Regions from separate parts of the Homo sapiens genome. Here region 1 is linked to region 2. The links are chromatin loops, found by intact Hi-C in ENCODE. Cell type or tissue: heart left ventricle. All regions are shown on one strand. Each heading gives the region's core, and the rest is flanking DNA. Links, peaks and the distances in the headings are about the cores only. Region 1 overlaps ARHGAP15 (Rho GTPase activating protein 15). Region 2 overlaps ARHGAP15 (Rho GTPase activating protein 15).

Region 1 (16,143 bases), core at 3,227-11,226, 180 kb after region 2:
ATGCTGAAACAAATAAAATGATCTCTGGAGATACTCCTTCCTCCTGTAAGCAAGCACAGTCTCTAACTAAATTCGGAAATGGCCACAGTACAAAAACTATAAATTGAATAGAAACTAGAGAACTGCTATTCTTCCAAATATAGCTCTGACATATAGGGACTACCATGTTTTTCATACAGGGTGCATTAGACATTTCAGAATAACTTTCAGAAGCAGAACAGCTGTGGTACCACTGACCTCTTTAAAACAAAGGAATACAGTTGTCCTTTAAGAACTGTAGACAAATGAGATGAATATTACTCCCTATACATTGATTACTGGGATAAACTGGTCTTTTCTTCCTCTGAGTGGACCTATATAACAAAGCAGAATTTATTTTTAAATGTGATTTAACATGAAGCTATAAGAACAATAAAGGCATGGATGATAAGGACAGAAAAGTGTCCAGGGACATTGGATCCAAGGTTCTTCACTGTACAGAACTTTTTCCATCATCATATACAGCTTTATCTTATCTCTTTTCTAAAAGGCATTGGGTTGTAAACGTGCTTTAGTAACAACATTTCATGCAGATGAATGCAAGTGTAACTATCATAAACCATATTTTGAAAAATGTGCCCTCAAAACTATAAAGCCACATTCTTATCATAACATTAAAGGCTATTTCACATCACGTAGGTGTTACTTCTCTGAACAGCATGGAATCATTTTTTAAACTTGTTTACAACAATGAGTTTGATGTAGTTTGAGAAGATGGGGGCAGGTTGGTGAGGAATGGGTATTAGTAAGAAACAGTTGAGAATCACTATTGGATGGAAAAAAACGAAGCACTATAAAAAGTTGTGTGTGCAATTGTGGGTTCACAGCTTAGAGATTGAAGAGGCTATTTGGATATGGGTGGAGAACTAAAATGGAGGTATTTCATGGAATAGAGGCAAAAATAAATCATAATAGAATAAGGGCAGGAGTAAATGCAAATGAAAGAGGGAAAGAATTATGGAGTTCATTACTTCTGGAAAGATTTTGTATAAGTCTCTTCACATACAGTTTGCCTAAGAGTACAAAAAGTTCCTTCCTCCTCCCACCAGTCATAATGTAAAAAGTTAGTGATATCTCAAAGTCTTCTCAGAACCTTCAGCGCTTCATAATGAGAAAAACATATGCTGAAGGAGAAATATTAATAGAAAATGCTGTCTTTCAGATGCTCACTGAATCAATTGAAGACAGTTGACACATCTTTAGTAAGCTGTTTATGAATCTTAGCTCATTAACCACTCCTGTATTATGTATGCTGATTCCAATTCCTAATATGACACATCAATAAACCAGATCTGAAAAGGTGTCATTTCGATTTTAATGTATCCAATTGTATTTTTAGATGTTTCTCCACTTGAAGTGTTTGTGTTATTTCCTGATTTTACAAGCTATGGAAGAGTGGGTGTGGTATTGATTTGAATGAAAAAAAACACTGCTTTACTATAACCTTTTCAGAAGATTTTGTTCTGATTATGTTGTAAGAAAAATAAATTGTTCCTCCTTAATATTTCAGCTCTCTCTAAGCCATGGTACACTTCCCCATTTAGCACTTAAGTATAACTTGGCCACAAATATGCATGCACCAATATCCAATTGTCTGATTCCCCAAGAATGTGTGAAAGTGGAAAAAGAGAGAAAAATATTTCTATAAAATATTCTTCATGTAGAATGTTTCTTATAGGCAAACTTGGAAACCGACATGTACTTTTCATAAGGATACTTATACATAACTGACCTGCTCACCAATCAGACCATCAATTTCTCAGCCTATCACAAAGTATTTAGGTTGTTGTGTAATGTTGGGCTACTATAGCAATTGTACTTTCACCAACTGGCACCAACTCAGTTCATGAATTAGCAACTACATTTTGAATGTCCCTGCAACCAAATAGTATGCTAACTGCTGGGATTAAAAGGTGAACAAGACCCAGTGGCTTGGGCCTCAAAAGAGGTGAGAGGGGTGCAGGGGAAGGTGAACATTTATATAGTACTTTGTTTTACTTGTAATTGTGCTTGGTACATTACATACTATCTTGTTTATTCAACAAAACTACACTTTTAGATCTTATTCAAAGAGAGTAAGAAACTTCTCCAAGACCACACGGCTAATAAAAAGCTGTTACAGAATTCAAACCAAGGTCCACATATTCCAGTTCATGGTCACAACTTTCATTAGTTCACTCACTAATTCCTTTTTCATTCATTTAACCCACCACATGCTAGCATAAAAATTGCCTAGCTTTAAAGGAAAATTCCCTATTTAATAGGGGAATTTGACAAGCATTCAAGCAGTACAAATACCATGTGAAGTGTTGTGTAAGTAGAATATTCTAAATGCAACAGAACTCAGGAGAGGGAGAGCTGACTCTAAGAAAGCTCACAATTATTTTACCTGTTGGCTTAACGGACTTGACTATGTCTTAATTCCTGCCCAAACACCATGAAAGTGTCCTTGCAAATCAGCTCTTTCTAATTAAGCAACGGCCAATCTTTTCTAACCCCACCCTGACTGGATCATGTTCCCTATAAGTAAAGTTTGCTGGTTGGAACCAACAAGACTACTCCCCACTTCTTGCCTGTAAAGCTTAATTTATAGCTGCTACTTCTGTAGCCCTCAATGTCAACTGGTCCCTTTTTTGGAGACTCTGGCATTAACCTGATTATTACTTTAGTCAGAGACTTCAGTGAAATTAGAAAGGTCTCTTCTCCTCCTCTCTCCTCTCCTCTCATCCCCTTCCCAGTTTCATACTGATTGCTTGCACCTAGTAGTTCACCAGATCCTCAGGTAAACTGTACTGGAATCATGCCAAACTGTACAGAATGTATCCACCTCTTGAATGAATATATATATATGAGTGTGTGTGTGTGTGTATACACACGCATATATACACACACAATTATGGTTGTGTGGTATTAGCTTCAAACGGTTGGATAGAAAGCATTCAAGCATCCCCAATAGCTCTGACCTGGGCATACTATGCCAATTTCACTCTCATCTTCATTAACTTGTACTTTTTTTCTGGTTTATGATATTTCATAGGCCCCAGTTGGTCTTGTGAAGCATCACATTTTCTTACCATCATTAAGCTCCAAGAGGGCTTTTTACTATTTGGCAGAAAAGATGAGGTCTGGTATAGGCTATGATGTTGCAACTTTCTTTTTTTTCTCTTTCTCGCTCCCCTTTGTTTCTTTTTTTTGCAGTTGTCCAAGCCATATTATGTTGGAACTCTTCTAAGAATAACTGCAATTTTGAAAGCTTTGACTGTGGGAGGCATTATTTATAGGCCTTTGTGGTTTTAGAAGGAAAAAGAAAAGCTTCCAAGCAGAGTTCTACTAGGAAGACTGCCCCCATCCCACTTTAGCCAAATACCATCTTCTGCAGGATATTTTCCTGTAATTCCTTATAAAAAAATTCTTTTGCGACAACATATTAAAGAACCTGCCAGTTTCTAAACTAACTCTTTCTTATCCTACTGTCATAAAGTTTATATATCTATTGAATTGGACTTTTGTAAGTACATCTTATTATTAAGAACTGTATTTGGCCTTAGTATCAGAGATCCATCCTCAAAGGCTTCAGTACACAGGGCTTATTTTCTTATGTCAAAGAAACCCAGTGGGCCAGGCGTGGTGGCTTATACCTGTAATGCCAGCACTTAAGGAGGCCAAGGCAGAATGATTGCTTGAGCCCTGGAGTTCAAGACCTGCTTGGGCATCATAAGGAGACCCTTTCTCTACAAAAAATAAAGTGAGCTGGGCATGGTGGCATGCACCCGTGGTCCTAGCTACTCAGGAGGCTGAGGCAGGAGGATAGCTTGAGCCCAGGAGTTGAGACTGCAGTAAGCCATGTTCACACCACTGCACTCCAGGCTGCACAGTAGAGCAAGATCCTGTCTCAAAAAATACAAAAGAAACCCAGAGGCAGACAGTGCAGGACTAGTATGACTGCTCCACAGATTCGAGAAAGCTCTTTCTACCTGTGTATTTCACTCCACAGAGCTTCAGTTCCCCAGATTAGCTCATAGTACAGCCACTCCATCTACATTCAAAGAAACAGAAAGGAGGAAAGGTACACAGGCTAAAAGCTAAATCAGCTCATACATGCTCTCCCAGAAGGCCTGACCAACCCTGTCACTTCAGTCTCATTGGCCAGACTTGGTCCCATGGCCACTCCAGCTCCAAGGCAGCTGGGTCTATTACCATCCTCTTAACAGTGGGATTGTCTTGCTAAGGAAGAAGAGAATGGTTATTGGGTGGATGTTTGCCTTACATATTAGTCTTTTTTATATCTTATTTTCCAGCTGTGGCCTGTTTAGAATCATCAAGAGCCCTGTGCTAGAAGTTAAAGTATAGAAAGGAAAGTGCATGAGGTGTTTAAGTTCAATAAATAATTATACCTCTAGATGATAAGGCCCTGGTTAAAACTGTGGAAAGATGAATTCCCTAGTGTACTAAGTAAATCAATTTTTACTTTTCCATCTATAAACAAAACAAAATGAGAGAAATCAATGTGGTATGCAGTTTTGAACAACTTCCTATTTTATAAAATGTTTATGACCAGGAAATATGCTATTTCAATTTTTTTTTCTGTTTTACCCTCTTATTTTAAAGCAAAAACAAAATGTGTAAGGGAAAAAGGATAACATGGAAATAATTTTTAAAACAATTTTCCCTTCTACAAAATCAAGCAACAATAGAATATTTGTAATCAAATCACACTATATGTCCTTGTTTAGTTTCCCATTGCTACTTAACACTCACACAAACTTAAAACACAAACTTATCCTCTTACAGTTATGGAGGGTGCAAGTCTGAAATCAGTTTCAGACTGAAACTGAAGAGGTTGGTAGGCCTGCGGTATCCCTAGAGGCTCTGTCTCCTTGCCTTTCCCAGCTTTTGGAGACTGTGGCAATTCCTTAGAAAGCAGCCCCTCATCGCATACCCTCTCTTTTCTGCTCCCGTTGTCACATGAGAACTCATATCACCTTTTCTGACTCTCATTCTCCTGTTTCTCCCTAATAAGGATCTTTGTGATTCCACTGGGCCCATTGAGATAATCCAGAAAAATCTCCCCATCTCAAAATCTCTAACTGATCATATCTGCAAAGTCCCTTTTGCCATGTGAGGTAACATAGTCACACATTCCAGGGATTCAGACACGGACATCTTTGGAAGGCCCTTGTTCACCCTACCACTCCTTGTAAAACAGGACATTTAAGAAAACCAAATGTTAAGATCAGGAAGATAATGTCAAAGTCACATTGTTGTTGCTTTCATGTTAAGATTATCTCACAGTACAGCCATTCTATCTACATTCAAAGAAGCAGAAAGGAGAAAAGGTACAAAGGCTAAAAGCTAATCAGTTCATACACAGCCTCCCAGAAGGCCTGCCACTGTCAAATTCAGAGTCAAAATAAAAAGAAACTCCTTAATAACCAGGTTGAGTCCACCTATTCCCTTTGACTACTGACTAGGACTCTTAGTTGCTAGTCTCAGTCCAAAATTTTCTCAAGAAAATTTTCTCATGTACCTGTACCTATGAAATCTTGTTTTTTCCCTAACCTTCCTTTTTATTTTTTTTTCCAGAAAAGCAAGACAACAACACAAGAATTGAAGCTGTAAAATCTCTTGTACAAAAACTCCCTCCGCCAAATCGTGACACCATGAAAGTCCTCTTTGGACATCTAACTAAGTAAGTTGTAAGGATTTCTGGATGTGTCATTTTATAGTCATTTCCTAAATGGGCAATATTGAATTTCACATCTCTAAGGCAAGAGTTTCCAAATGCGTACATCTCGTATTTTCCCTTGTAGCTGAACTAGGTCTTTCTGCAGAAGCTGGAGAATGTGTTAGGGATAGGAAGGACAATCTACAAAAGGAACTTCTGAAATAACTTATTTTTCAAGGCCCTTTCAACTAGTATATGTTTGCTGATTGCTTGTCAGAACCATCGCCTGGACCCTGGGATGGGTCATCTTGACTTTGTTATCTAACATAATGAAAGAACATGAAATGATTCAGACATGGATTCAAAACTCAGCCCCACCATGTACCACGTGCTGGGGCCACAAATAAGTTACTTAAACCCTCTGCAACCAATTTCCTCATCTGTAAAATGTTGGCTCAGATTGATAAGGTGCTATCCATGTAAATAGCTAAGAGAGGAGTCTTCCAGGAAAAAAAAAAAAAAAAGGCAAATGTAAAGCCCTAGAAGCCCCTAAGAGCTGGAAGTATTTGAAAAGCAGAAATTAAACCCGAACTGCTAGGCCCAAATGTGGAGGCAAGATGGGATCAGGAGCTGAAGTCCCAAGTATCACACTAGCATCAGATCACATAGGTTCTTGTGGTCCACAGTGAGAGATTTGGATTCTATTCTAAATTCAAGGAAGAACCACTGAAGAATGCTACAATTGAGGGAGTGTAAAAGATTGATCTGGCTGCTAAGTGGAGAATGCATTGCAAAGGTGAAGAGAGGAAGACCTAATGGCAGACAACCACAGTAGTACAGGCAGGAGATATTGGTGGCTTGAGTGGAGCCCTCAGAGAGAAATGGGTAGAGATATTGTGGAGATGGATCAGGCTGGACTTGCTGCTGGTTGGGATACCATTGGGAAAGGAAAGGAGAAATCAAGTGTGCAAATTTTGGGTTTCAACTTGGGCAAGTGAAGAAGCGATAGTATCGCAGAGATGGGTAAAACTGCAGAGAGGAACAAGTTGAGTAGGAAAAGCAGGTTTGAGAGCTCTATTTTGGACATGTTAAGTCTGAAATGACTGTTACTCATTTGCCTTCTGTTAACACCTTCTTCAGATAAGGCAGAGTGCAACGCAAGTTATGAGGTTTTAGCTTTCATGATATATGCATAGTAAAATTGAAGCCTGACAGAGGTTCAAATAGATTGAGCAGTTTTGCTTTTGTGAGATTAAATCTCCTTAAACACCTCAATCACTCATAATTTGGGATGAGTCATTCCTACAGATTATTCAACTAATCTATTACATGATTTTTCATTGTGAATGTAATACATGCAATTGCACCCCCCAAAATTAAGCAACAGTGATGCATTTACATTTAAAAACTGAAATCTGCCTACCACTCTTAGCCTGCTGAACAGAAGTAACTAACATTTTTGTATGTATCCTTCCTGACCTGTTCCTAAACACATGCAAACATATGTGTGTATGGTTGCTTCTAATGTTAAAGTACATCATATTGCACATATTATTATACAACTATTTTGTAACTCATATACAGACTTCTATTTCATTAAACAGACTTATCTTATTATTTCTAATGATGTCAATAGTATTTCATGGTATACACAGTCCATAACTTGCTAAACCAGTTCATTGCGTTAGGGAACATGTTTTAATCTGACTCATCATTTTCTGTCTTATTTTACTCTCAAAAGGGGAACTTTATCTTAAAGTTCAGAAAATCTCTTACTATTAGAGTGTTCCTTCTTGTCACTCCCACATACTGGCTACGGTGAGAAATCCAATGTGGTTTAGTGAAAGGATCTTGGGCTTTAAAGAAATAGAAAGAGAGACCTAGAGTCAAATCCTTGCTCTATGCTTTACTCCCATTATGATCTCAGGCAAGTAAAATCGGATTAAATACTATCAACCATATCTTGTGGTTATGAGAATTAAATGAGATAATGCATATAAAACGCCTGGCACAAGGTAAGCATTCCTCAAATGTTAATTCTTTTCCCTTAGGATCCAGACACACCATGAAAGCGGTTTCAAGTTACAAGTAAATACTGGAGTGCTTATCTCAGTAACTTTAACTGGACAAAGTCATAAAACAAATGGAAAAGTATACCCTTTAATGCTATGCAATACCTTGTCTTAAAGTTCTTGAGAAATATCCGTTACTCTGTCCCAATTATTCCCTTTTTTTTCAACTGAAGAAATAGCTATAAAATAAAGAAACTAAGAGTCAGCTAAATCCTCCTTCAAATAAAATAAATAAAACACACAGAAGAGAATCTATCTAGTTAAAAACCTTCAAAGGATGACGATCGTCCATGTCCAGGCCACATAATCCCAGTTTTAACAATTAATGCCTGATCCTGTTTTTTACATCCCAGTTAATTTCCTAATCTTGTCAGAACTTTCATTTAGTTCAATAGAGATGGAAATAGATGTTTTAAATTAAGATTTAAGATCAGATTATTATATCACTTCACAGTATTCACATTTTAAGATTGATTATTATACATGGGAAGAAGTGTTGTTTGCTAGCCACCAACCTTTCTTGGGTGGTATGACTATATTTCACCCTGTACCAATTTATAAACTGGGTTTAATTATGCACGAGTGTGTGCACACAATTATATCTTGTTAAGCATTTTTTTGCTAAGTTTTTGATAAACAGCCAATCGTGGCGTGTCATCAAAGCCTGAGAAGACTAAATAAGAAGATTGTTTAACAGGAATTTAAATATATTCGTGTTTGAAAGAATCATTAGAATGTTTTCCTTAGTCTTAATGCATTTGGTAGTTCTTCAGAAAATCTATCGTCAACCCTTGTATGTAGTGTTTATTCCAAATTGTTGCAAATATATATATTTTGAAGTTTGTTTAGTGAGGGTCAGGGAATGTAATGAAGTGCCAAAAATTCCACTTGACCTACGTACTCTACAGTCAACAGAAAAGCACTCCATTTTTGCAGAGCTCTGAGTTAAATGCACTCCTCAAAGCAGATCAGCTATCAACTGGGAAAGCTTAATGCGGCACAGTTGGACTAGAAGGTAAATGCAAATCCTATCCACAAAAGCCAGAATTTTTAAAGGATTGTGATTATATTAAGCATAAGGTTGCACAATGGCTGCACAGGCTGACTAGTCTCAGAGTCCAGAGTCTTCATTCTTAATCAAACTCAGGGTCAAGTTCTATGCATCTGCTATCATAGCTTAAGACCAGGAATTCGGAATAAGCTATCATCTCAAGATCCCGTCAGCCAGAAACCTTTATTAATAGCCATTTTCACAAACTGACATTACAGTGATAGGCCCTGGAAGGTCCTCTGGTACCTTCTGAATCATCATATAAATGGCAAAACTGTCTCTATAAAATACAAGTGTCAAATGCATTTTCCTATAGCCTGCTTCTTTGGAAAGGCAGAGAGGCAGAGTGAAGATGAAGTTAGTGGGAAGGAGGACCTAGCAAGATGGTTTACTTGCTGATGGATAGTAGCTGGTGGTTGAGAGCCAGTAAAGGGGTTAAATAATAACTAGGGAATCGTTAACCTTTTATGAACCAGAAAATTGCATGATGTGCTCAGTGTTAATGTAAGAGTCATCTGACAGCAGAGTATAGGATGAAAGAGGTAGAAAGAGGAGAGAACCCAGGAGGTCCCAGGGGAGTTGCAATTGGATTGGAGTGATGGACGTCAAAAGGAAAGAAATGGCCAAAATCTTGAGATTTTTCAAAGGAAAAGTCCACACAGTTTTCATTTGTCTCCCATATCCAGTCAGCCATAGAGATACATCTGAGATTTCAATGATAAGTACTTATGAAAATAGTCCCCCTGATAGCATTATTTTTAAAAGCAAAATGAGATATTGTTTAGAAGGGTGCTCTTTTCTCTGTTTTCCAAAAACAGACATGGGAAAGAAGATGACGAGGTTGTAGCAAACTAATGAAATAGGATGAATCCGATTTTGGCAGGTGTGTATTAATCAAGGCCTCTATATGCTGCTGGTTGGGATGGACAGCTAACATATCGGAAAACCCGTATATGCAATGTATCTCGAGAATGCAGACTTTTCAAAGTTTCATACCTTTAAAACCAGTCACATAGAGGTGAAAAGTTTATGCAGATAAAATTGTCCATGGTAGCACTGTTTGCAACAGTGAGCATTTGGAGACAATGTAAGTGTTCAGTGATAGGGGAGGGTTATGTAGAACAGGATACATCATATTGCCTTAGTAAAGTGTAGTTCATGGTTTTTATTTTCTTTCTGCTTCAACTTGGAGAAATGCTGTGTTAAATGTTAAATAAAATCAGAGATACAGTCTTTTGCATATTCAAAGAGAGCATAATTATAAATATGGGGGAAAAAGTTGTGAATGTAGAAAAGACTATAAAAATATTTACTAAAATGTTGATATTTCTTTGAGTTGTTGGATTGTGAGAGTTTCGTTCCTGTGTTTCTTTTTACCCCCTAATAATGGTATAGGAGGAGACATTGAAGTTAAGGGAACAAAGAAACCAGGCTTTGGAGTTAGGCTGATCTGAATGCAAGTCTTGGCTCTGCCACTTACTGGATGTATAACCTTGGCCAATTCATTCAACTCTAAGCTTCCATTTTGTCATCTGTCAAAGGGAGATTATAAAAGAACTTATTTCTGTAGTGAGAAGTATATGAATAATGCTTTTGAAGAGTCTTGCATAGTACTTAGCACCTAAGTATTAAATAAACATTTTACATCAATGTATTTTTTAAATGTATTATATTACATGTATTATTATTACAGTATTTTATAGTGAGGGTAATATAATTATTAATGAAATAAATATAGCAAGAATTACCAAGGCAGTGCAGGCTAAATTACTGCTAAATTTCATGATTTCCAGAAAAGTCTTTATCCCATCTCAGGATCTTTTTCCAAAACTTGAGTTTCCTTACTGTCCTGACTCAGCCAGTTTCCCAGAGTCCCAGTGAGACTATTTCACATGTTTGACAAGCTACATCACACCCCCATTCTCATACCCAATCCCCACTCTTTTCTGTCTCAGACACCCTGTCAGCCTGGCTGGCATATTGTCCCCTGGTCTTAGTTCCAACTCTTTTCACCCTCCAAGTGATAGTTTGCTAATGTGATCATCTAGTCTGCCGGCCTTTGGGGCAGGCATAAGGAAATTGGAAATAGGCACAGGTCTCTCTATGCCTCTTATGAAGAGCCTCCTCTGTTAGAAGAGTCTCCCTAATAGACTTCTAGTTCCCTTGCTTTGTTGTATAACTTCTCAGAGTGATTTTCATGATCAGAATTTCCTGCCAAGACAAACAGAACACCAGCTTTATGAAAGCCTGATAAGTAAGAGATTTTGAAGCCAGCAGGGCCATACTCTGTGTCCCAGTCACCAATATAAACACTCCTAGAATCTTATCAACTACATATCCACCTAGAATCTTATCAACTACATATTCACCTGGAATCTTATCAACTACTTATCCACCTAGGCCTGGTGCTGCCCTTTGGAAGTACTAGAACTTTTGTTGTCATGACTATTAGTATATTCTAGATATTGCTGAAGTCTTTTTCCATATTTTCATTTCCATGATAAAAATAATACATAATTATGGAAAATTTAGAAAATAAATAAAGTCTTTCCACAGAGCTAAATTTAACTAGTTGACCAGATTTCCTTTGTGGCATGCATTTTGCAAGCCAAAACAATCTCAAATTTGTGAGGGGGGTGTAAGGACTCAAAAGAACTTTTATGTACACATTATGCATGCACACATTACTCAGAGAAAATAAAATGTCTTAGAAATGGGCAACTTTTAATAATGACTTAGGAAGTAATGTTATTTGTTGATTTTTAAAAATAGCTTTGGAAGAATATATTTGCTGCAGATTTTACGTGCAAATAAACATTATTGTAGGAGACTTGCACTTTGTAAAATAGGTTGAAAGTTAAAATCTTCCCTTTTGCATTGACTCTAAGGAAGTTGTCCAGCTGTTCATAGAATTCCAAGGTGAAAAAATGATATGGCTGAATAGACAAATCTCATGGACTAATGCCAATTGAATGCCTCATTGAAAGTAGAAACTGTTGAGCCCCAGAAACTGTTGAGCTGGGGCTATTTTGTGAAAGTAAACCAATATTTAAAGCTTCTCTGTGGTCTTCATGGATATTAAATAAAATATTCTACAAAAGCATGTCAGAGGCAACTTAAATGATAATGACCTAGAAATATAAGGGTTGTATCAGAAAACAATGGAGACAAAATAATTCGTCCACCCTGTCTTTAAAATGACACTGTAGGTATTTCTGATGTTTTGGTGGGGAGAAATTAGATATGCTTAAAGAATGGACTTCAAAGCCCACAGCCATCACCCTTCTCTCTGGTCGTCAGGGGCCATGCTGGTGACGCTCTCTGCCTCCCATCCAGGCCTCTGAATGCTCAGCTCTGCTGTGCTTTTGAGCACGTTATGTTTTTCTGTGCTGTCTTCTGGCACTCCATTCTTTTTCTGTACACTTTGGTCTTTCACCCAACCACAATACCTGATATCCAAAGACTTGCAGACATGGATATTTTTACTGGAAAATGAGGAACCTGTGCAAATTATTATTTTCTTTTACTCTCTCTTTTCTTTTTTTTTCTCTTTTCCTGTGGGACACGGGTTGTGAGTTGTTTGAAATAAGCCAGAAGCTTCATAGCTCCTTTGCTTTTGTATTTGAAATGGCACCCTGATCACTTTAAAGAGCTAATGTACTTCCTATGGGCCTGAAATTTCTCAACTGGACTCCCATAGCAGAATTTGGCCTGGTAGTTAAGAAAATTAATTACTCTGATCGCGAGGGTGAAGCAATAGTTCCCAACTCCCCATAGTAATCATTAAAATGTCATCTACTTAGGAGACATCTTGGCATGGGATTTATAAGGTTTGTGAGCTGAGGACTAAGGTTCAGTGATCCTTCCAGCAGTGCCTCCTCGTTCTAGAGGAAGGCTGTGGGAGATAAGGTTTTAAGACGGGAGTGAAATTATTACTTTAGATCTTTAGATTTAACATTTGAATGGTAACATTCACCACTGAAAAATAGGAAACAACAAAACCTAAAGTTGCTACCATCCCATCTATCATTGTTGTCTCTATTGTTAAGTGATGGCCAACTGTATGAGGGTATTTCCCTCATGAGAGGTAAAATTTTTAAGTTGCCCCACCCTTCTCTACTATGAATCTTGGCCTTTAACCTAATGGAAAGAATTTGGAATCAGAAGACATAGTCTCAGGCCCCATTCTCAGCCCTTAGAAACTGTACAACATTGAGAAAATCTTTCAAAGTCTGTAACCGTCCCTTTTGTTCAGGTGTTAATTAAGTCAAATAAATTCATATTTGTGAAAATGTTTGGTAACTGTAAAATTCTACCTACAAATTCCTTCAGGAAGTCTCAAATGAGTGCCTGCTATATTCCAGACCTGAACAAAATCAGGGGTTGGAAAAGTGTGGCCCACAGGCCACACTCAGCCTGCCTCCTGTTTTTGTCAATAAAGTTTTATTGAAACACACATCTATTTGTTTATGTTTTGCCTATGGCTGCTTTCATGCTACAAAGGCAAGAGGTCACAATAAGTCATAACAAGGTACACAAGGCCAAAAATATTTACCATCTGACCCTTCACAGAAAAAAATTGCTGACCCTTCAACTCAATGTTAAATGCATAAAGAGGATTCCTACCCTCACGTATCTTATCGTCTCCTGAGGCAGATAAATTAGTAAACAATTATAATAAACATGATGCAATATCTAAAATGCTAGGAGAATTCTAGGCAGCAGCTGAAATTTAGCTTAGAAAAATCAAAGGATGCCCCCCAGAGGACATGAAACAAGCTATCTTTAAGGATGTTGGCTTGGCAGACAACAGACCTACTGTAGGGAGAGAGAATACTCTGTACAAGAACATGGAAGAGAACTGCAATGTGGTAAAGAAATGGTGAGTCCTCTGGAAGGATTAGAGAATTAGGAATTATAAAGAGAATAAACAGTGGCAGATTATGAGCCTCTAACGTTGTAAACAAGTTAAATTGTGAAGAATACCATACAGTCTGATAAGGAGCTTGAAATTCTTTCTGTAGGCTAAGCACTGTCGCTCACTCATTTAATCCTAGCACTTTCAGCGGTTGAGGAGGGAGGATAGCTTGAGCTCAGGAATTCCAGATCAGCCTGGGCAACATAGTGAGAACTCATCTCTACAAAACATTAAAAAATTAGCCAGACATTGTGGCATGCATCTGTAGTCCCAGCTACTCAAGTGGCTGAGACAGGAAGATCACTTGAGCCCAGGAGTTCGGAGGCTACAGTGACCTATGATTTTGCCAATGCACTCTAGGCAACAAAGCAAGATCGTGTCAAAAAACAAAAACAAAACAAAACAAAACCTGTAGACATTAGGAAAATCACTGAAGGATCTCAAGTGGAGAGGTAAGGTAATGAAATTTGTATTCATAAAGACCACAGTTTTTATAAGAGTGAAGGACAGCTTGTAGAAGGGCAACACCAGAAGTAGGGAAAACAGTAGAATGCTGGTATAGTAGTCCAAGCTAGAGATCCCCAGCTAAGGGAGTGATAGGGAGAATGGGGGAAAGTGATGGATACAAGAGGCATTGAAGCAGTAGATGCAACAGAACATGTGCACCAAGTACATGCGAGAGGTTAGGAAGACGAAGGATTCCAGGATGGCACCCAGATTTTGAATTAGCTGAATGGTGATATCCTTAACTTACATTTCACATAGGAAAAGGACCAAACTGGAGGCATGAAAAAAGCAGAAATTTTGTTAACATAATGTGACTTGCTCATTGTTATATTCTATTAGCAAAATCCAGTCAAGGATAAGATATATATGTTTGGAATGCAAGAAAGGTGATTGAGATCTAGGGACAAATTTTGGAGTTGTTGGTTTAAAGATGGCAATGGGGTAAGGTCATGAATGCCTCCAAGGGACCGTGTGAACCCAGAAGAGAGTCAAGGGTGAACCCAGAAGAGAATCAAGGACAGATTCCTAGAGACTTCTAACATTGAATGGATGGTCAGAGAAAGAGATAACAGAAAAGGAGTCTGAGAATGGCACGCATATTGATAGAAAAAACATTTGGCAAGAGCAAAGGTATATTTTGTGATGAAAACTACTCATTACACAAGGAACACCTAGAATAACCTCAGCTTAACAGGACACTGGGCAGAATTTATAACAATGACCAGTTACTGTTCTTACCTTCACCCTTCAGCTTTAAAAAAAAAAAAACCCACAGGAATAAGTATAATCTAGCAGGAAAAAAAATGATATTCTATAGCATAGCCAGGTCCTGAAAATATAAAGAACTAACCTGGCTTCTTCTGCTCTTAGAGCACTGGCTCCAGAAGGGCAGAAATTTGTGTCATTTTGATTCCTGCTATATCCCCTAGCACCGTGTCCTACATAGATACTCAATAATTTTTGTTGAACAAATGGAATCGCGTTACTTCATTGAACAAGATGATAATCTAATAGCCAGTGAGTGGTTCCAGGTAACATCAACTACGTAAGCCTAGTGTATTAGTCCATTTTCATGCTTCTGATAAAGACATACCCAAGGCTGGGAAGAAAAAGAAGTTTAATTGGACTTACAGTTCCACGTGGCTGAGGTGGAGAGACCTCAGAATCATGGCGGGAGGCAAAAGACACTTCTTATATGGTGGCAGCAAGAGAAAACAAAGAAGAAGCAAAAATGGAAACCCCTGACAAACCTGTCAGATCTTGTGAGACTTATTCACTATCACAAGAATAGCACGGGAATGACCAGCCCCCATGATCCAATTACCTCCCGCTGGGTCCCTCCCATAGCACGTGGAAATTCTCAGAGATACAATTAAAGTTGAGTTTTGGGTAAGAACACAGCCAAACATATCATTCCATCCCTGACCCTCCAAATCTCATGTCCTCATATATCAAAACCAATCATGCCTTCCCAACAGTCCCCCAAAGTCTTAACTCATTCCAGCATTAACCCAAAAGTCCACAGTCCAAATTCTCATCTGAGACAAGGCACGTCACTTCTGCCTATGAGCCTATAAAATCAAAAGCAAGCTAATTACTTCCTAGATACAAAGAGGGTACAGGTATTGAGTAAATAGAGCCATTCCAAGTGGGAGAAATCAGCCAAAACAAAGGGGTTACAGGCCCCCATGCAAGTCCAAAATCCAGTGGGGCAGTCAAATTTTAAAGCTCCAAAATGATCTCCTTTGACTCCAGGTCTCACATTCAGGTCATGCTGATACAAGAGGTGGGTTCCCATGGTCTTAGGCAGCTCTGCCCCTGTGGCTTTGCAGGGTACAGCCTCCATCCTGGCTGCTTTCATAGGCTGGCATCGAGTGTCTGCAGCTTTTCT
Region 2 (16,143 bases), core at 3,965-11,964:
CGCGATCTCAGCTCACTGCAACCTCTCCCTCCGGGTTGAAGCAATTCTCCTGCCTCAGCCTCCTGAGTAGCTGGGACTACAGGCACGCGCCACCATGCCCAGCTAATTTTTGTATTTTTAATAGAAACGGGGTTTCACCATGTTGGCCAAGATGGTCTAAATCTCTTGACCTCATGATCCGCCCACCTCAGCCTCCCAAAGTGCTGGGATTACAGGTGTGAGTCACCATGCCCGGCCTGGAGTATATTATTAATAGTGTTTTAGCTTTAATTGTTCCCTCCATGTTGGGTTGTCACCAATTCAAACCATTATGTTTTCCTAAGAAATAAATGAAAATTATGATTCATTGAATTCTCTCTACACTCGATTTTGAGTATCCCCTTATAACAATATATATCACTGAACATTATTTTATGCTGCATTATTATTCTATCTAATTTTACATATACTTTAAAAAATGTATTGACTACCTCCACTGATGGTTAAGATGATGTCTTGCAGTCCCTCATTCTACAAATGTTTATTGAACTTCTAGTATGTGCCAACACTGTCTAGGTACTCAGGATCCAATAATAAATGGTTGAGATATGACGCCTACTCTCCTGGGTTTTGCCTTCTAAGCAAGGGAAACAGCTAAGCAGAAAACATTTCAGTCTCATATGTCAAGTGGAGATATGTGCTCTAAGAAATGTAAGGCTGGGAAAGTGGCATAGAGAATGGCATGGAGTGGAGCCATTTTTTTAAAGGCTGGTAGGAAAGGCTGCAATAAGAAGATACCATTTGATCAGAGACCTAAGGCAATGGAGTTCCATGAAGAAGAAAATGCAAAGTCCCTGCAGCAGAAGAGTGCTTGGCAGCCATGAGAAACAGCAATGTGGGGCTATTACAAATTTAAAGACGGGGAGGAAAGACCCAAATGAAATCCATTAATTAGTGGAGGTCAGATTATGTAATACCTTATAAGTTACAGTAGGGACTTTGATTTCATTCTGAGTGAAATGGGAAGCCCTTGGACCCACTAAATATTTGTTTCATTATCAGTAATAAACAGATACTATCTCAATAGCAAAACCCAGAAATTGATGGTGGTGAGGGTTGCACAACATTGTGAATGTACTTAATGCCACCGAGTGGTACATTTAAAAATGGTGGAAATGATCAATTCTATGTTATATGTGTTTTACCACAATTATAAAAAACAAACATCTGTCTTTAAATACTGCAGGCCAGAGTCTGTGCAAGCACTGGTGAAGACATAGATGATTCAGACACTCAGAATCTGCTTTGAGAGAATCTATTCCATATATTATAAATGTAAATACACAATGCAAGGTAGCGTCAATCATGTTCCAAATGAGAGGGCTAGGCTAGGATTTCACAGTGGGTATTCTCGGAAACATTAGTCTGGAGACATGCTCTCTGAAATCAAAGGATGTTGCTCAAATAAGTTTGGGGGAAAATGCATCCTTCACCCCTCATGGGGATTCACAGCACACATTGGCATATCATGGGCTTTAAAAATAAATGCATGTTAAACCTGTCTAACTTTGCAGAACCTAATGATGTGAAACCATTTTGTTCGCAGGCCCTTTTTCCTGAATCATCTATTAACAGCCTGAGGGTCTGGTATTCCAAAGAACCTGTGTCACAGGAGACACAAAGCTGAGATAGGAAGGAGTTAGTGAAGAAAGTGTGATCTGAACTGAGCCCTAAAGGAAAGGTGATAGTTAGATTAGAGAAGAGGAAGGGCATTCAAGGCAGGAGAAATGCTAAGTAATTCACTTCGAAGCAAGTCTCCTAGAACTTGCCTCCTCATATACTATTGAGTTGCAGAATGAATGTCCTAAATATACTGATAACATTGTAATTTTCGTAACCATTAACTGGTAAACTTCTTCTAAAACACTCAGTATACCAAAGACACTAAGATAAATTATTTTGCAAAAATTTTCTCAATTCTTTGTCTTTCCTTTATAGACCACAAAATTAAGGCCCAGAGAGACTATAACTTACATAGTCATCCCTGCCTAATCGATGCCTGAGCGTCAGTTTTCTCACTCTGGGGCGAGGGTCCTGTTCCATCAAGGAGGGAGTTGTGGTCTTCATATGTCTGCCATAGACACTATGGAAATAAAGCAAAAAAAAAATCTTATGCAAGATGAAGATTTCAGCATGCAATGGATATGGAAACGGAATCAAATTAAAGAACAACGCAAGCTTGGATTTTAATGAAGCTCATCTTTGTTTCTTTTGCAGATCAAATTTTTGGCTCTCATCTGCACAAAGTGTGTGAACGTGAAAATTCCACAGTTCCGTGGTTTGTAAAGCAATGCATTGAAGCTGTTGAGAAAAGAGGTGGGTGACTGAATGTGCAGCAGTTCCCCCCATTACTGCACCCTCTACACAACCAATACTCAAGTTAGCAGTGCCACCTGATTTGTCTGAGAAGCCATGCAATTAAAACTTGACTTGTGTTAATCGGTTAAGAGGATCATCTTTCTTATTAACTTCAGTTTGTTTTTACAATAGGGACATTAGTAATTCTCACTAATGTTCTTTTTTGTTTTTAATATTTTGTCTGTCTGACTTACTGTTGATTCAAGTGCAAACTTCTTGTTTTCAAGCCAGTGATAAAACATTCATAAAATATCAGCACTCACAGTGTTAGAACCTTCCTAACATTCATGCTGGTAGACGTTGTGCCAGAACAATTTTTGGTAAGCCCCCAACATTACCCAAGTTAAGCAAATAGCATTCTGAATCACAGACAGTGATATCCCACCTTCCACATGTCTCTGTTCAGTACAGAATACGCTAACGGGTTTTTTCAGGAACAATTAAAAGACACACCTCAAAAGATGACCTTTGATTCCTCTATTTCAGCATTCTGTTTTTCTTCTGAAATTATTTCATCTTACTGAAGGGAACAAAACAAAACCCAACTGAATCATCATTTCTACTCCACTCTATCTGTGGGGTGTTTTTCCTTCAAACTATGACTTCATTCATTCAAGGTCATTTTTCCTGGAAGATACATATAGTAGATGCAGAATCTTAAAAAATGTATTGTATAAAAATGCAAGGCTTCATCACCATCTGTTACAAGTTTACAACATATTCCCAGGATCTAGGGGGATATATATCATGTAAAAGATAGAGGTGTTTTCAGAAAAAAGGATTGGTGAACCTATTCCCATTTCCAGCTCCTAGTCTCTTAAGACAATAGAACCAAGGGGAAAAAATCTTTACCCAATAATCTACTAGGAAAAAGCCATTTTAATTCTCTCAGTGTTACCTGGCTTTATTATAAAAGCATAATAAAAATGGTCTGCAATTTCTAACTCCTGGAAATTCATACTTTAATTATACTGTAAGGACAGCCTTGGGATCCTATTATTCCCCTATCAGTAGGGAATGAGAGAATAACAAGAAGGGGAAGAGTGGGTAGGGAATGTGGATAAAGAGAATGACTTTGGGGAAAGCATATCAACACATCAGAGAGAAGAGCAGAGAGTACAGTGAGAGTAGAAAGCAGCAACTGCAGGATGAACATGAGGAGAGGTATCTGTGAGAAATGAAGTCAATTGGAGTTTAGAGAAAAATGTTTTTATTGCAAGTTGCAATTTCATTTAATTTTATAAGTACATTTTTAGGAATAAATATTCTTTGGTAAGTACTTAAAGACAAAATGGATCACTGAGAATATTATAAAGTTATTATTTCCAATAACTAAATTGTCATCATTTTCAGGAAATCTTCATCCACTTATAAATACTCAGCCCTGACAGTGTGAGCACTATTAGACCAAAAACCCAAATAGGGCGTTGGGGAAGCACATAATAAGATGTGTGCATGTGTAAAGAAGCGCTCCATTCCTCCCGATTTATGTCTCCACCCTAGGCAAAACGAAAAACTGCTAGATGCAGCTTTGCGGTGTGCAGATATTATAATATTGCAGAGTAGAAAACGTCTATAAATAGAAACCATGTCTTTTGTTCATGGCATTTTGTTGGTGATTTTTAATAAAATAAGACAATGTTTTTGCTGACTGGAGCAATCACATCTAGCATTATATTTCATTGTCCCTGTGTTTACTCTTAAAATGAATTTGTAGATCCAGCACTAAACAGGCGCTAATCACACATATGATTATTAAAATAATTCCTAAGCATTTTAATGAAACTCAAAGACTTTCCAATTCCACAAAGCAACTGATAATTCAAAGCACTTTGGCAGCATCAGCTTAAAGGAACCCTATGGAAATATTCAGTAAAAACTAAGAAGCACAAGATAAACCTCTCACATCATTGCAAGATTTACAAGTGTGTACTTTTGATTATAATTTTCTATGATCATTTTGTTGGATTAATATTCTTATATTTATACACCAATTCTATTTACTCAAAGTGTTGTTTTTACGAAATTCTGGCATAAAGCATTTCAGGACAGAAATAATTTATGTGAATCTAAGTCCAATGTTTATGCAGGCTTCTGATGACATTTTATGCTGGGGTTGGTATTAGGAAGTAGCATATAAAGGCGCCAAGTCTCTCAGCATGGCTGGGACTCAGCATATCTGGATCCCTCCTTCTAATGGCCAGATACTCTCCCAGCCAAGAAACTCAACTGCAGAGTCATGGGAAATGCTGATGGACCAGTTATGGGAAAGGAACATTTAATGAAAACTATGTGTTTACTCTCACAGTCTTAGGGAAATGGTCTTGATACTCACTACATCGGCACATTGGCTGTTATAAAAAAGATTTGTTTCCTTCTCTTTTTTTTTCTTGTGATTATTTTTTACTCCTTTAAAAAAACCTACAAATTGTGGCTATATCTCTAAAATGCTTATTAGATGGATGATTTAAAATGAAACATTATCAGGAAGGCAGATCTCACTATTCATTCATTAATTCATTCATTTATCCATCCAGTCAGTCAGTCAGTTATTTGTCTTACCTGTTTGTAATGAACAGAGCCAAATTGCTCACACTTCTGTAGTCTCTCCAAGGAAATTCTACCCAGTACTTGGCAAAAGATGCATTCTTTATTCATCCCTGGTAAAGTGATATTAGTTACATTTTAAATTTTGCAACTTTTGGACATGCCTAGAAGAAAATCTACCAATAAACTGAATGTGAACCAATTTAGCTAATAACTTGTTTAGTATGTTTCCTTATCTTGATTTGGTTCTCTTTATTACTCTAAACTACCAGAGCATTCTCCTTCTCACCAACTATTATAACTAGATTAACTTCATTTCTGTGGTTTCTGACATTGTCTGCTGAGCCTTGAAAATACAAGCAAAATTTGGAAGACAAACTGTTAAGGAGCATGTTAGTCTTTAAAGCTCTTCCAAGTGGTTCCTTCCCGCTTGCCTTGCCTTTATAGTCGTAGAGCATGTATATGAGAAATCATAATTAGCCAATGAAAAACTCAACTTATGTTTCTTTTTTGAAGCAATTTCTGTGAAAATATTAAAACACGGTTCTGCTAATTCTTAATTCATATCCTGGGTACAATGACCAAAAGCATGAGATCATCTGACACTATTTTGGAGGTTTGAGGAAACAAGCATGTAGAGCAGGGGTATCTAATCTTTTGGCTTCCTTGGGTCACATTGGAAGAAGAAGAATTGTCTTGGGCTACACATAGCGTTACATACACTAACGCTAACAATAGCTAATGAGCTTTAAAAAATGCAGAAAATCTCATAATGCTTTCAGAAAGCTTACAAATTTGTGTTGTGCTGCATTAAAACCCCTGGGCCATGGGTTGGGAAAGCTTGATGTAGAGGAAGGCATTGTGACATATAGTAGATACAAGCAGTGAGAAGTTCATTTTTCACTATGTTATAGAACACTTTGTGTAGTTTATGATGACGTCATATGTGTAGAAATTGCTTACTTAAAAATGCGATCACCTGTGTCTCTTAGATAGAAGGGCCTAGGAGACCTGAAGTAAACAAAGTATATATTTTAAACTGGTATAACAAGTAAGACCTTAATTCATAGTTCTTTTTATGCAAAGCATGTAATTGACTATCCTTTGTTGAGGTCCATTATTTGGAAAGAAGCTTTATACAGCACGTGACACCTTGTAAGTACTCAATAAATATTGGTTAAATGAAGCAATCGAAGCCAAATAGCTATTGAGTACCTACTTTGTGTCATCTTCCATGTTACCAGCTGATAATACAGAGGAGATAGACATTAAGCAAACAGACACACACGGTTATGTATGTTAGCATAAACTGTGATAAGTACTATGAGAGAAAAGAACAGACCCTACAAGACAGAAGAACCATAACAATAATAAAAAGCAGGGAAATACGTGTGTTTAAAAATGATGTAATAAACCTTGAACGATAAACACATATTTATCTGGTTTTATCTTCATTATAAGACCAGGAGACATTTAATTTTGCCTTATTTTGCAAGTTATTTTCTTAACATTGTGACTATGTGATATAGGGAGTCCTTTGGTGTGAGATCTAAAAGGACATGCCTTAAGTGGCGAACCAGTCATGTTTCTACCCAATAATACCAAACATGCATTTTGCCAAATAGATATTTTATATAAGAGTAGTGTTAACTAGATAAATGAGCATATTTCTACCCTAAAGATATTTTTATGGATCCAAAATTTTTTTGGTTTTAAGGGAATAACATTAATTTTTTTAAGTTTGTAATATAATTTAGATTAGCATTCATTTGGAATATGTCTTAACTCATACTTCCTTCATGATTCCCGGTTCTGGTTAATATGTACCCAAACTATTTTAAAACATTAAAATGATACCTAGAGATTTATTGTACAACAGTGTGAATATACTTAGAATTACTGAACTATACACTTAAAAAGGATTAGGAAGAGAAATTGTATGTCATATGCTTTTGACCACAATTTTTTTAAAATGAAATCATGTTTTTCAAATGTGATAATTCCAGGTATAAGCAACTTTGCAGAATGCCTCAGCAGATGCTAATCAACAAGAAGTTTGCCCTTTCTGTCTTTTTTCTGGAACACGAAATACTATGACAGGAATGGTACACAAAGTTACATATTTGACTTGGTGCCTAAAAGCCACCCTGGGATCCATAACCTTGCTTAAAGATTTAAGAAAGACCTTTAGTCTACTTCTGAGAAGGTCCTTAGCCTCAAAAACTTTATCTCTCAACTTGACTTCTTAGCAGCTGTTATATTTTTTTTGCTGTCGTTTGTTTGACAGGATCCAGTTATAGGTTCCGATGTCTGTTTAAAGAAACAAGGAGGCTGTTGGCTTTAAAATTCCCTCATTGCTTGTGTGATCAGCATTTTCCCAGGCTTTTCTACATAGTTTGCCAAGCAAAGGGACTGACCTTTTGTAGCAAACACTTTTTCATTTCAAAATGCTCACTTTGATTTTTGTCCCATTTTATGCTCATTCCAAACTGTTTACAACCCACTAAAAATGACTGTGAATTATATGTTTGTGTAATGGATTCCTTTTGTGGTCTGAGTGGAATGTTTACTTTGAACAATTAGTTATCTTTGGGTAGATTATAGCAACTTGGAAAAAGGATGGCTAAAATTATTATTATACCTTAACTGTTTCTTTTTTGGTAATTCCTCTACTGTTAGGAGAAGTTTGAGAGAATATGAAATTAACAAGCCTGTGACATTATAAATGAAACCTGTTTAATTATGTGACTATTTGGATATGTGTGTTAATATCACGAGAAAGCGTGGCTGGACACCTACTCAACTCAGTAATATACTTATCTAACAAAAATGTAAAACTTGGCATGTAAATAAATACATGAATATTTGCCATATACATGTTGCATTTGCATATGCACATGAATGTGTTATATAAATAACAGACATGTTAATACAGCTATTGTACAGTACCCATTGTACAGTATAGTAGCAAGCATTGTAGTTGTTAATATAATTTTCCTGATATTTGATCCAGTGCACCAGTCTGCCTCTTGAGATCCTACCGAGTGCTTACTTGCAAAAATCAGACTTTACATAGTTGTTTCCCGTTGCCTTTGAATCCAGGCCCCGAAACTGCAGATCATATTGCCTTCCCTAGACAAGCTCTGCTCCCAGTTCTGCTAATTTTATACTGTTCATTCTTTCCCACTTTGGGATAATCTATTATAGTTGGATCCAGGCACGCACTAAAGGCTGATACTTCCATGAAGAATGTGCAATTTGTACTGTTAAGTTTGTGATGAGATTCTTGAAAACTTTTATGATTCTATCTTGTTCCAGAGAGACTTCTGCTTGCTAGTTTTATAAGCAGTGAGTAAAAAAAAGTAACAAAAACAAAACAAACTGATAAAAATTACATGCTCCAAAAAAAAAAAAAATCAAGAGTACAAGATAAGCACTTTTTCTTTTTCCCTGGAGAATATTTGTGGACTGAACAAAAATGTTTCTGAGGTCAGTGACCTATGTTTTTGTTTTTTTTTTTAAGTGTTTGCTTTTCATGCCTTATGTTAGGCATCTGCATGCATTTACAATGGAGGTGATCTTAAAGAAGCTCCATGAAAGTTTGCAGTGAATCTCCTTGGCTTTTCTGAGTTAAAATTAAGACCAGTTTAGTGCTTTGGTGTTTTGTGTTTTGTTCTGTTTTGTTTTAATGCAGCCACAAAGACTGCCACCTTCCTGACAGCACAGTGTTGTGCTGGGTCCAAGCTGGAATTGGCTCTTTGGGGTAGTCACGCTGGGGCCTCTGTGTCTGTAAGAAAGCCACATTTAGGGCTCGAGGGGAAGACAAAATCAAAAAAGAATAAACAGGAAACAGCCAGCAAGAGTATAAAAGAGAAACTAGGAAAAGACAACCAAAAGAAATCAGAGATGACAAGGTGGAGAGGCGGGGGAAAAGCTGCATTTTGCAATTAAGAAAACAAATGTGGATAAGAGGACATGCTTGTGAGGTCTGTAAGAAAGAGAAGACAAACTAGTGAAAACATTGCCATCTCTGCCATAGGTACCTGATACCTGCTTTGCTGTTCCAGAGAAACTTACTTATGCTCAAGAAAATGCTTGAAACTTAAACCTTGCAATTTATGGCATGCATTGAATGTTCACAAACTCTGTATACGGAGCTGGTTATTAATTAATTCACATATTTATTAGTGACATTTAACAGAGTTTATCTATGTCTAGCAATGCATGACAGTCTTATTATCAAAAAGAAAGCTTAAACATAACAGAAGTTAATGTAGGAATAAACGTGCAGTTCAACAACCAGAGAGGCTATCTAAGAAATACAGCAATGTGGCTCTGGTCAAATCAGTCAGCGGATATTCCCACACTTTAAAATCCACAATGCATCAGAATAAATAATGTCGCTTCCCAGATACAGCCTGAGTCTAATTTCCAACCTCCACCCCCAATGTAAAGTTTAGGTTCTTAACATACTTTTCCCTTGGAGTCAGTTGGAAGGAACAGAGCCAAAATTAAGACCCTAGGAAATTAGCTTCTTATTGTGTATGGGGAATTTAAATAATGCAACACCTCAACTTACCAAGATGCAATACTCTCAAATAGCCTATACTGGTGTCATTTACACAGTGGGAGTTCTAGGACTGGGAGTTTTCCCATTACAAGGCCCTATATGCAGAACTTAAGAGTTCCACCATAAAAATAATCTTGGCTGAAAGTTAGCAGGATGTTTTAGCCTGGAAGCAAATGTTTACAAAATTTGAGAAAAAATTGCATGCATTTGGAAAGCTTTCAGGTTTTCAAAAAGCAGAAGCAAATAATAATAAGGCAGTCAGAGATTTTCAGATTTTTTTGCCCTAGCATTCAAAAACTGACTTGTAGCTTTTCAGTAGAAATGTTTTGATTCTTGTCCCATAATATGAACTGATTGATTAAAAATAATCAACTTTCACAACAGTGTCACTCTGTTTTATGAAATAATTTGTTGTTTACTGGTAGAAAAAGAATCTATACATTGTATTTGTGTAGGTATTTCCCTAGGGTTTAAAAATTAATGATAATTAAGAAACCAAATTAATTCAGGAAGCTATAAATGAAACCCAAATATTATACTCCTTTGTGGATTTCCTAAAGCATGATGTTCTTTTTTAAAGTTTATACCAAAAAAAATGACATTTTCCAAGGGATTTTTATACTTTCAAATTGTATACTCAATTTAAGCATTAATCAATTAGTCTACACATATATGGTAAAAGAGACATACAGATTCCAGGTGAAATAATTACAGTGGTCTATATGAATGAACATGACATATTTTTTTGTACAGGATATTTAGAACTTTTTACCCATTTCCTTAAAAGACTCATGTCTTAGAGATTCCTCTAAATTCTTTGGGAGGTTATCTTATAGACGAGTAGGCTATACAGTTAAAGATGTTTTTCTTGGGTTCAAAATAATCATTTATTTTCTTGTTTTATCTCTCTTTGCCTGATTTTATACGTTTCAAGTCGCTTCCTATTTTTGGTTCAGAAAAAAAAAATGGAAAAAATCAAGGGCTGGACACTTTGAGAAAAAAACCTAACTCTGCAAAACCAAAATAGCTCTGAAATGATAATGCTGGAAGAATTCTTGAGGTTATAGTAGACCAGAGACCCAATATGTAAATACACACTCTTTTTTAAGAAGATAATAATGTCCTATATCTAGGGTGTAAGTATATCTTATAGAAGAAAAATATTTAAAATATTAAGTACATGATGTGCTCCCTCGTGTATAAGCCAACTTCTCATATGGTACCTAACACATAATGAATTCTCAGTAAATGGTGTATAATCAGATAAATTATATTCAACATTGCTGAAATCCTCATTGGAGAGTTGCACACCATTGCTACCGATGCATATAGTTGATAGTATAAAAAGATCAATCACCAACAGTTGTTGGTTGAAGGCAGCTCAGAGAATAACATGGTCTGTAAATCCACTTTTTAAACATTTAAACAAGTTCATTTCTGATAAGAGTATATCATATTGTTCAATAAGGTACCATTCTTGCTATCAATACACAGCTATGCTAAACAATTGAAGTTAGGTTTCCTTAATGATTTTATTTTCATCGATTTTTGGATACTCCATTTAAGTTAACCATCAGCAACTACTAAAATATCCATTCTCTACTCATTTTCATCAGAGGAAGTCATATCCCATTAGGCATTGTTTCAATTCCAATAGCCTGCTGTTTTTAATCAAGTAACTGAATGGTAACTATGACTTGTAATTGACATGCCTGAGAATGGTCAGGCTTAGGCTCAGTTCCCATAACCACACAGCAAGTTAAGCCCCACATCTTTTCCTTTAATTCAGACTTGGAATGCCATGTTAGTGCTGTTTTGTATTAGTTTACTTCCCTGTGAATATATCACCCTCTTGATTCATTGTTTGTTTTCCATGTACCTCTCAGGAAATTTTTATTTGGATGATAATTTTTTTGAGTTGATAGAGACTGTCCAATAATTAAAATAAGAAATATATGGTCAATACACAGGATCTATCAATTTGAAGTTAATGAAGACAGAATACATGATTTTGCTATTGGATATTGATTTCATTTCCTCCAAATTTACTTCCTAGCAGAAAAAAAAAGTTAAACTCTGCTGTTGCTATCAAAAGCTCTGTAAAGACGTTGAATATACCAATGTTATTAAAATTGGACTGTTGTCTTTCTTCTTTTAAAATGATGTTGTTCTTGTTATATTTTGCATTTTCTGACAGTTTGGGATGACTAACTCTTTAGTCTCCCTATAGAACAGTTGCACACCTAACAGATGGTATTGTCACGACAACAGTGAGATTTTTTTCTTCCTTTTGTCTTGAAGGTAGGCATTTGACGATGTATTTGATATTACATAGTCTAATATTGGAGTCCATGTGTTTGGCCTAGAGTTTGACAGCATAAGAAACATTCATTTCCTCTGGATTTAATTATTGACTCTGACATTTCATGCTACTGGTTTTCTCAGGGTGATCTCAATTATACCTAAAGCTTCAGTGAGCCCTTCAATGACTTCAGAGCTCCTATATGCAAATAATTACTCAAGCTGTTTTTTTCCCACTCAGATCCATGGTCTAGAAACAACCCTTCTTGAATTTCCCTCTGTCTCCTCAAACTGAACTTTTTTGAACTAAACTCATCACTTTTCCCAACAAAGATGTTCCTCCTATTTTATTTCTTAACTCAGCCCGCAGCATTACAATCTATATTCCCCATTGCCCTAGAAAGAAATATGTTAGACATCTTAGATTCTTCTCTCTCATTACAGACAGAATCATTCACCAAGCCTCATGAGCTCTACTTTCTTACTATCTCTTGAATCTGGTTCTTCCTTTCACTTTCTGTGACCTTGATTGGGCCTCCATACTTCCTTTTGAGATAAATCTCCTAAGGAGGTCTTTGCCTTTGTTCTTATTTCTGCCCAGGCCACTCTTTTCAATGCTGCCAAAATGATCCCTCTTAAATACAAATAAGATTGTGTTATCCCCTCTTAGAATCCTCCAATGATTCATTGATCTCATAAGGATAAACAAAATTCCACACTAATTACCCCCATAAAAAAGGATAAGCATATGACCTCTGTCTACTGTTCAGCTTCATATCCTTATAAGCTGCTTTCTATGCTCCAGGAATACCAAGTACATGAATTTTTCTAATGGCCTATTCCTTTCCCATGCTTTTCTTTCTCCCTTTTTATCCATCTGCCAAATTCACATTCATCTTCTTGTGAATATCACAAGAATCACCTTCTCCAAGGAATATTCTCTAACTTAAATCCATAACCATCCCGCCATGATCTCTTGAACATCATTAGCCCCTTCCTCCACAATATTCCAGTGACAGCTTTGCTTTTCCTAATAGAGCCCTTATTGCCTGGAACTACAATGGCTTGTTTCATTATCTGTTTCCCTATCTAGAGTGTGAGTCCTTGAGTCTAGGAATTATGGTTGGATCACCCCGTCCCCACAGTGCTTAGCACACTATACCTGGCATATGATAGGGCCTCAATTCATAATGGATGATTAAATGGATGAAGAGACAAATATTATCCAAGCTTTCTGTTTATCCACTCATCCATGCCTCTATCCTTAGAGAAACAAAGCTTACAGATTGACGATTCAGTGACCTGCTAGAAGAGACAATGATTAAATGTCTCTTTAAACATAACGTAAAGTCATATTATCCAGAATGTAAAGAAATTACCTTAAAAGTGAAAGTAAGGGTTTTGTTTTTTGTTTGTTTTGTTGTTGTTGTTGTTGTTTTTCCAGGGGGCATGATATATATGTAGACCAGTATGACATACCATATTTGTAATAATCTTGAATAGGATAGGACGGAAATAGGGCAATGACCTTTGTGTCCAATACAGGTTTCAGACAAAACATACTTTCTCATTTTTAATAGGGAGAAACCAGTCTCTCAACAAATAATGTTAAATTGTTTCATAAAACTGAGGGATTCGACTAACTAAAGCCAAATTTGATGCTTTTGAGACCGACCAGTGTCATAAGAATAGCACTATCCACTTTCTGGTTCAAAATATTATGCTCTTTTTTATATAAACCTTCAGGCATTGTGCCTACTTCCTTGTAAGTTTGTGTATAATTTTTCCCATTATCACCCCCTAGGTAATCTTTCACCATCACCACTTTCCAGGCATCTACCATCCACTGAATAGCCATGTTTCTGATTATCTTCTCCCAAATGTATCAGCTTGCATTATTTAAAGCTGAATCTCATTTTATTATTTCCTGCTCGTATTTCTAAACTCCTTAAGTCCATTTGTATGATTCTTTTGTCCTCACAGATGTCCACAGTTCCTCCCAATTTAGTATCATCAGCAAATTTAATTAATGCTCTGTTTACCTCTCCTTCTAATGAAACCAGTCCCTTGTTTCATTTCATGATACAAAGTAAAAAATGTATTGGCAATAAAACAGTCCAAAGAAATGTTTCCTCACTGTAGGAGGGGAAGTTAAGGATACAGCAAAGAACAATGTGGTGAGGAGTGGACAGTGCAGCAGGGTGGTGAGTTAGTTTGCTATTGCCCTGAAGCAAAACCTTTTTCACAGAGACTACACTTTGGCATATTGCCTGGGTTGATGCTGTGTGTGTATGTGTGTGCGCGCATGTGTGTGTTCTGTTCTGGAAGGTAGCTTTAATATCCTAACTGAGGACATTTTACCAAAGATGTATTTATGAATATATGAAAAGCATATTGAAAACTATAAATATAAATGTAATTATAGCTTTATATACATTAGTATTTATAGTTTTAAATACAATAAAAGGTAAGCTAGTAATGTCTGATTCATGGTGTAGTTACAAATCTAGATATGGATGCATACATCTGGATATATACAGACATTCAATCATTTTCAGTGGGCTTTTTCTAGCATTCACTGTGATGTAAATTTATCTCTGTCCTTAACTTGATTAGTGTTTTAAATCCAAATTAACCCTTGGATTTGAATCAAATTCTTTGTAAATAGCAGGTTTATAGGGTAAGAAAAAAGAACTTTTTTTCAGTTGTATCCAACATGCAAACTTCAATCAAAGAATATTTTAACCTCTACAATTAATAGGCTAGAAAATTGAGCTTGATCAGAGTAAAAGGCCTAACCTGCTAACTTGAAGGTAAGCCAGCATATGTTCTAAAAGTTACACTATAACTCTTTGAAGGTGTGGATATACAGATATTGTGTCATTTACATGAGGAAAACAAAGATGACATTTATTAAGCACTCATAATGTTAGTGCTTTCCAGCATACATACCAATACTGTGGAATAAAATTGTACATTAATTACTACCTGATACTTCATAGTCTGTATTCTTAACTCCAGCAAAATCTCATAAACGTTTGTCAAGTTTCATATTAAGAGTCAGTCTTCAGAATGTGGATGGATTAGTATAAATCCAGTGACTTTACTGGGAAAAAAAGTACTTTCAAGTTTATGCTTTGAATGGACAGACAGATGTTAAGATCAAGATCTCTATTGTTGTATACAGGAGACAATGCATGTTCACAATGCTGAAATGAAGGCTGATATGTACTTTCCATACAGGACAAGGTCACCAAAGATGGCATCACCAAGGGATGGTGTTAACAAAACAGTGACTGGGAATATTGTTAGGTGGTTACAGCCTCACATTGCTTTTCTAGTGAGAAAAATATCTGATGCATAATGCATCCTTATGAGAGAATTTTCTCAGATGCCAAGATTTTACAGGCATAACTTCCATAAGCTTTAATGGGAATTTCCTGCCAGCACCTGTTACAGTATAGAGTTCTTACTTTTCACACATAATCCAAGACTGACTTGGAACACTGACTTGGAAAAACTAATATAGTGAAAGCTTCTTGTAATGTTTCCTCACATATAATGTTCATCTTTTAATCTTTGGTCTGATGATATATGTATGTCCATGTTTTCCATTCAAATTCTTTTCCCACCAGTAAGGTTTCTTTTCACAAGTTTTTTTATGGATGAGAGCAGAAAAAGCAATTCTTCTTACTAGGTAAACTAGTGGAAATGATACATAAAGGGGAAAGTTATTAGGATAGCAAGTGACTTAATGCTAGAAATCAACTATTCTTGACTTAAAGTAGTTTTATAGATATACTGTAGACTCCTGAGCAGCCAACAATTAGAGTACCGCATGCAAAAACAACTGTCAGGGACTCCACAGCAAAATCACAGGTCAAAATAATATAGTTTGACCATATTTTCTCATATATTTATAGACTAGAATATGGTAACTTTTAATATTTAAAAAGATATTGTGTAGATATACCAAAGGATCTATTTTAATATTTCAAAAGATATTGCATAGATATACCAAATGGGCAATGCATTGGGTAGAGGAGAAAGTTAAAAGTTTTAAATTTCATACATTTCTAATTAATTCCCCAAACTTCCGTTACCAAAAAACTCAAACAAAAACAGGTCACAGTGCTCCTGCTTAACTAGAATTATTGGAGATTGTACAGAACGACTATTTTATGAACAACAACTTCACTTTTAACTTTTTCACTTTCTTGAAGTTTCTTCTTGTCTAGAGTTTCTAACACACAATGACACATTAGAATGAAAACAGACATTTATACTCAAATTCCTGAATCATTTCTGATCACTACCCTGAGTGACAG

Evidence for each region. Peaks named below come from ENCODE experiments on the same cell type or tissue, not always from the same donor. Only the 100,000 strongest peaks of a DNase experiment are listed, where the experiment ranks them.
Region 1: it touches region 2 in a loop (2.2-fold over the local background); 4 of 110 quality-filtered maps call a loop at or near these places.

Annotation. Positions count from the first base shown.
Region 1 is chr2:143,697,797-143,713,939 of GRCh38, forward strand. ARHGAP15 (Rho GTPase activating protein 15) reads left to right here. Exons shown (of 14, transcript NM_018460.4): 13 at 5,623-5,728. All of the region lies in intron 4 of ARHGAP15-AS1 (ARHGAP15 antisense RNA 1), which reads right to left. Among named protein-coding and RNA genes, the nearest start is that of ARHGAP15-AS1, 70 kb to the right of the region's middle. In heart left ventricle, for the core only: no CTCF peak of the experiment used is centred there; no DNase peak of the experiment used is centred there; H3K27ac peaks cover 847 bases.
Region 2 is chr2:143,517,010-143,533,152 of GRCh38, forward strand. ARHGAP15 (Rho GTPase activating protein 15) reads left to right here. Exons shown (of 14, transcript NM_018460.4): 10 at 2,257-2,355. Among named protein-coding and RNA genes, the nearest start is that of ARHGAP15-AS1, 250 kb to the right of the region's middle. In heart left ventricle, for the core only: no CTCF peak of the experiment used is centred there; no DNase peak of the experiment used is centred there; H3K27ac peaks cover 3,116 bases.